2 separate regions of the Homo sapiens genome follow, and region 2 is linked to region 1. A link is an interaction called in ENCODE POLR2A ChIA-PET data of the cell type or tissue named here. Cell type or tissue: MCF 10A. All regions are shown on one strand. Each heading gives the region's core, and the rest is flanking DNA. Links, peaks and the distances in the headings are about the cores only. Region 1 holds the start of LOC107986744 (a long non-coding RNA gene). Region 2 overlaps GNAI1 (G protein subunit alpha i1).

What was found. ChIA-PET counts read pairs that join two places held together with the same protein. Peaks named below come from ENCODE experiments on the same cell type or tissue, not always from the same donor. Only the 100,000 strongest peaks of a DNase experiment are listed, where the experiment ranks them.
Region 2: POLR2A ChIA-PET joins it to region 1 with 5 read pairs; 2 of 35 experiments call an interaction of 5 or more read pairs at or near these places.

The regions. Positions count from the first base shown.
Region 1 is chr7:80,310,972-80,313,895 of GRCh38, reverse strand. It overlaps LOC107986744 (a long non-coding RNA gene), which reads left to right and starts at 1,440. Exons shown (of 3, transcript XR_001745026.2): 1 at 1,440-1,549. In MCF 10A, for the core only: no CTCF peak of the experiment used is centred there; a DNase peak (open chromatin) is centred at 1,565.
Region 2 is chr7:80,137,787-80,140,674 of GRCh38, reverse strand. All of the region lies in intron 1 of GNAI1 (G protein subunit alpha i1), which reads right to left. Among named protein-coding and RNA genes, the nearest start is that of GNAI1, 4.4 kb to the right of the region's middle. In MCF 10A, for the core only: no CTCF peak of the experiment used is centred there; no DNase peak of the experiment used is centred there.

The sequences.
Region 1 (2,924 bases), core at 196-2,695:
AAGTCTCTGCAAGCAGTGAACTGGAGAAACATCCAGCACTTACTGCTCTACTATAAGGAAAGAAATACTCTTATCAACTGGACATCCATATAGTAGCCACTGTGGATGTTCCATGTGCCCAAAGAGTATGGTGTGCAGATCAAAGTCAAGGGCAAAACTGTCTGCACGTATATCTGAGGGTTCTGTCCATTTTACAATTCAGGTGCATTTTAGAGTCATCCAAGCTAGTAGCTGCGTCATAGCCCTAGCAATGTTATGTGTGTTCTACAAATGAAAGATTTACCATTATTTGAAATTCTTCATTTCAAAAAGTTTAAATGGATTTGAAATCTATTATAACTATCACAAGAAATGCTATCATTAGATTATTAATGAAAGAAAGATCTGTAGGATTCTTTCTATGTATATAACTTCAATAGTCCCTGCAGGGAGCCGAAGGCCCGTAGGATGTGACCAACTCAGTAGTCCACTGGAGGATATGATTAAACAGCAAACTGTTTATCATGAATGCAGGATGTGGGCAAACTCACACTGCCCTGCCACCAAAAGGTTTGCTGAGGGACATCACTCCCTGGCACCCGGCTCCTTGAAGTTATCTACTGAGAAATCTAGCACCTATTATCCAAAGGATGCAGTCTTGCCTGCTGTGAACCAAATTGCTGACTGACAATTACCCAACAATCACACCCCCCACCCCGATCTCTTTTGCCTAATAAATATGGAGGGCTGTGTAAATCTCAGGGCCCTTGTGCACTAGAGGCAAGGTGCCCCCCGACCCCTTCTTACAAATATACTCTTGTCTCTTGCCTTTGATTCCTGTGTTCGCCCCCCTTTGTTCAGTCCACCAGGTCTGTACAGGTTACAAGTCCCAAATTTTTGAATGGTTGTAAAATGTGTTTAAATGATTTGTCCATGTCTGTATAAGCAGATTTTTATTGATGGTGACTATTAAGAATTTGAAAATGTAATTAAAAAGTCTTGATAAGGAGCTGTGTGTAGCCCTTTCAAGCATAAAATCCAATTTTTAAACAGATATAAGCTCAAGTTTCTCATTAAAGGTTTTCAACAATTCTTTTTTGCAAATTTTACATGTATTTAGTATCTAAATTTCCTTCTAAACTTTGTGCTGTATTACCTTGCATATGAAAACTGTTTCAAATTTTCCCCAGGCTCCATATGAAAGCACTTGAATCCCTCCAGTTTATCTCAGTGCCTTAGACTGGATCTTCTAGAAACAGAGAATTCCAGGTAGAAGGTTTATTGGAGAATGCCCTCAGGAAATATACCTAAAGGAAGTGAAGATGGAGGCAAGACTGGACAGAGGGAGAAGCTGACTCACATTGCAGTTACAAGTGAGGCCTCAGCTTATCCTACTTGGAGCCCTAGAGCTGAATGAACTTCTAGAGTTGTTTTAAATTGAGGTGAGGGACTGAGCCTGTGTATTTATTCCCCATCAGCCATTCATTATGCTTGCTGGCAGAGGGCATAACCTTGAGTGAGGCACACTATGAAATGTCAGAAGCCTATTTCCGCAACAGCTTGGAGATGGGTAAGTCAGCCCTGGGCAGAACACCACAGAATCTGCAGCACGGACTGCTCAGGAAGTGCTGCCGAGTTACCATAGGAATTGAATCAACATTCACGGGGATTGTTTACATTGGCCTGCTTTTTCTGAAATACTCTGTACCTCCTGAGTATTGTTTGACGTTGTGGGTAACAACACTATATATTTTCATAGCACCTATTATTCCATAATATTATAACTTAATTTGTATGCTGTCACATGTTTTGTGACTGTTATGATGTAAAAATGTGAGGGGATGTTGACAGTGTAATTAATTATTTTATCACCAGCACCTAGATCACACTGACTGGCATATAGTAGCACTCAATAAGTGTCTACTAAGTGAGTGATAAAATGAATGAATGAATGCACTATTTTTCTTTTTTCTTATTTTTTTTCTTTAAGCTGTGCTTCTCAGCATCTTATTCTGCAATAAAATGTGTTTGAATGGAAATGCCACAAAGCCAATCTCAATAACTCCCTTGGACCTCAAAGGAGTTCACAGATTCGTGAAAGATCATCTGATGAGGTGTCCTGTCCAGGAATTTACTGTTCACATTTTATGGAAAATTATTTCCTTAATTTTAACCTAAAATTGCCTTAAATTTTTTAAAGTGCTTTTTAAAATTACTAGTCATCTTTTAGAATAGAGTTGTCAGTTCTACAGAAAATGAAGTTCCCCATATATGTACATTTTTCAATGTACTGTACTCTTTTCAACAGTAATTGTTACCTACTAGAGTAAATTTAGAACTAAGGAACATAGACTCGTATATATTTTCCACCTCTTATCTCTTTCAGGATGTTGTCTTACTCTGATAATTATCTGATTCTCTTAGTAGAGTTATAAATTTCCCTTCTGAGTCTTGATAACTTATCTGAAAACTCTGTAGCACAATATATATCTTCTGAGTGGACTTTTTGCTAACAATCTGTTCAGAAATTATTCCATCTACTTCTGCCGTGTCACTAGGGATAAATGGCCACAGCAGTGTTTTTCTTCTGGGTTTTAATCAGATTATCAGAGCTAGCTTCTTTCTTGGGTTTTAAAATATGTTTTAATTTTTCCACTTATCTCTCCTAATCATCTGATTGGTTATTACTTTCAGATCTTTTTGTTTCTTTCATAGTCCATAATACATGCTGAGCTATGGGACTTGTGACACATTTTTTGAATAATTTTTAAATAATGTAGCTTTTAGACATTCCCAGTGTGGAAAACATATTTCTTCAAATTAACTGAAGATATTTTTGTTGGCAGTTGAATTACTTTTTCTTCTTAATTTTTCTTTAAGCCTTAATCTTCTTGGCTGTACATCTAAAATCATCACTTATGTATAATTCTCCTTGGCTTCCTTCA
Region 2 (2,888 bases), core at 389-2,888, 170 kb after region 1:
GTCTGAGCACTAAAAGATTAGGTAGAGCTGACCTTAGTTCGTAAGACTCAAATGGAGTCTGGGATCTGAACTTCACTGTGTCATACTCTGGGGAGTCATACATTGGTTAACTGCATGCCAGAACATGTGACCAAGAAATCTGCAACAAACACACTCAAATACACTCAGGTCTTCCTGTGTGAATTTGTTGTACACAGAATTTTCCAAGGCAGTTAGACATGTGTAACAAAATAAAAATTGATTGTGGTTGAATACACAATTTCTGTTTAAAAAATTACAGCAGTCTTTTTCAGGTTTAAATAACATCTATTAAATTCTGTAAGATAGGCATGTTTCCTATCACTGAGACATTCAACAACAGTCATACTTTTTATGCATTAGAAATTGGGGCCAAAGGGTGCGGTGGCTCACCCCTGTAATCCCAGCACTTTGGGAGGCCGCGGCAGGCGGATCACGAGGTCAGGAGATCGACACCACTCGGGCTAACACGGTGAAACCCCGTCTCTACTACAAATACAAAAAAATTAGCCGGGCGTGGTGGCAGGCACCTGTAGTCCCAGCTACTTGAGAGGCTGAGGCAGGAGAATGGCGTGAACCCGGGAGGCGGAGCTTGCAGTGAGCGGAGACTGCGCCACTGCACTCCAGCCTGGGCGACAGAGCAAGACTCCGTCAAAAAAAAGGAAAAAAAAAAAAAAAGAAATTGGGGCCAAAAATAAAAATTAGAAAATGAGATCTACCTTTACAAAAAAAAAAAAAAAAAAAAAATTGCAGGGCAAAGTGCCATAATTGCAACATAGCAGATCCTCCTCCAATGAATATCCATTATCATTTTCTCAACTTTAATTTATCAAATACAATGACTGTGAAAAGCTCTTATAAATATGAAAAAAAATCTTAAACCAAACAATTTGATTTTAGATGCCATGTGTTCACTGTGGTCATCACATAATTTACTATTCCTTTTTTGTTTACATAATTTGGCTGGACAGTTATTTGCTCTCATTGATATTGAAAACAGCAGAGCACAAAGTTTATATTCCAGCAAGATAATAATTTTACATAATTAAGAAGCCATTTTACACATAATAAAATAGAAGGGTTGTTAGGTATTCAAAGAAAACCTACAAAAATTCTGCCTTTAAAGTGCCCACAGCAGTAGGAAAATAGGCTGGGCAGAAGGATAAACAATACCAGAAATCAAGTGCAAATATGCTTTAACATGTGCCAACAGTTTCTGTTTGGAGAAGGGTGCCCTAAGGAAAAAGTATAAGGCTAGAGGGAAGCCAAGTCTAAAAGATTTTATTCTGCAGGAAACGGAAAAGTCAACAAAGGTTTCTGAGCAAGGAAGCAGCATGATATCTGCAGTAGAAAGAACAGGCTAGAGGGAAAGACAAGATGCAAGAGAGCCTATTGGAATTAGGCTGCCAGAGGCAGAGAAGGACTTGAACTATGAATATGAAAATGAAAAACAGAAGGTACAGAAAAAAATCAGCAATTCCAAAACCTGTGGCTTCTTACTAAAGTAACTAATACAAGGTATGCCATGAGAAAGAAGCACACAACCCATACTGAAATACCGGATCCGTTTATTCAAGGAAATGGGCTTTTTGACATCTAAGATCCTAAACCAATTCTAAGAAAGTCAAAGCAATGAAAAATCAAAAGCCCTGCATAGCCAACATTTCTCAACTAGGGGAAGTCACAGGGCAAGTTCAAAAGGAGTGAAGATTAATGATGCAGCATCCCAAAGGGCTGCCTGGTGGCAGCAATAGAAAAATATCCACCAAACAGAAGAAATCCAATCCCTCAGCTCATTTTCCCCCAAACCTGGAATATTTAAACCAAGCTGAAGAAGGAGACAAGGGTGTGGAATTTTGTATATGAGGGGGAGTGGAGCGGAAGGAAGGACAGTGAGGTGGAATAAATGAGAATACTGCTCAAAGCTTTGGAACAGAAAATAAATTCATGATCATTTATTTGTATGTCAAATCTTATGTCCTCCAAATACATAATAAAATAATATTTCATAAGTACAAGTAGTATACTATAGTTACCTACCGAAATAAAGCATAAGCTTAATCTTACTGCCCTTAAAAGGATGATAAATTAAAACATTCTCAAAGATATAACAATAAAAAATAATTTCCTCAACAATTAGACATTATTATATAAAAAACTTTCATTATTACTTACTTCTTTAAAATGTTTCTCTATTAAGTATTATCATCCTAATAAGCATAAAAACTAAACCTAAAAGACAAACAACCCAAACTCTGGCCTGATTTCCTTAGTGTCAATGATTAGACTAGCTCCTCTTTTTTTAAGGCCTAATTCACTGCTCAGTATAGTGAAATACCTCTGATTTAAATCATATAGACAGTGCCAAAATCTTTACTAATAGTGTGCAAGTCTCATATCTAAATTACTCAGCCCAGCTGTTTAAAATGACAATACATTCCTTAAGAAAAAAATGCAATATATTTAACAGACTGTCTTAAAAGTACTTTAGAGATTTTATGCCTTAAATTTAAAAAACATCATGTGATGAGAAAAACAGAATAAGTGAAGATGAACACGATCTAATGTAAATGGCTGTGACACTGGTTATACGTTACCTAGAAACGATTTTACATTTCTAGTTTATTCTACTGCCGTGTTTTACATGGAATTATTTCATTTAGCTGCTTACACATATGCTTTAAGGATTCAAAAAAGAACCAAAAGGTCACAATTTACTACTAAAGTCAAATTAGGAAAACAATGTTTTCGAACATTCCAAGAATTGAATTTCTGGAATAAGTAAGCCAGAATTCTGTTTACAGGACTAGGGTGATGGAACTCTGGGCAAAAGGGTAGACTAGAACGGGGATAAGACAGAGGAGAGTGCT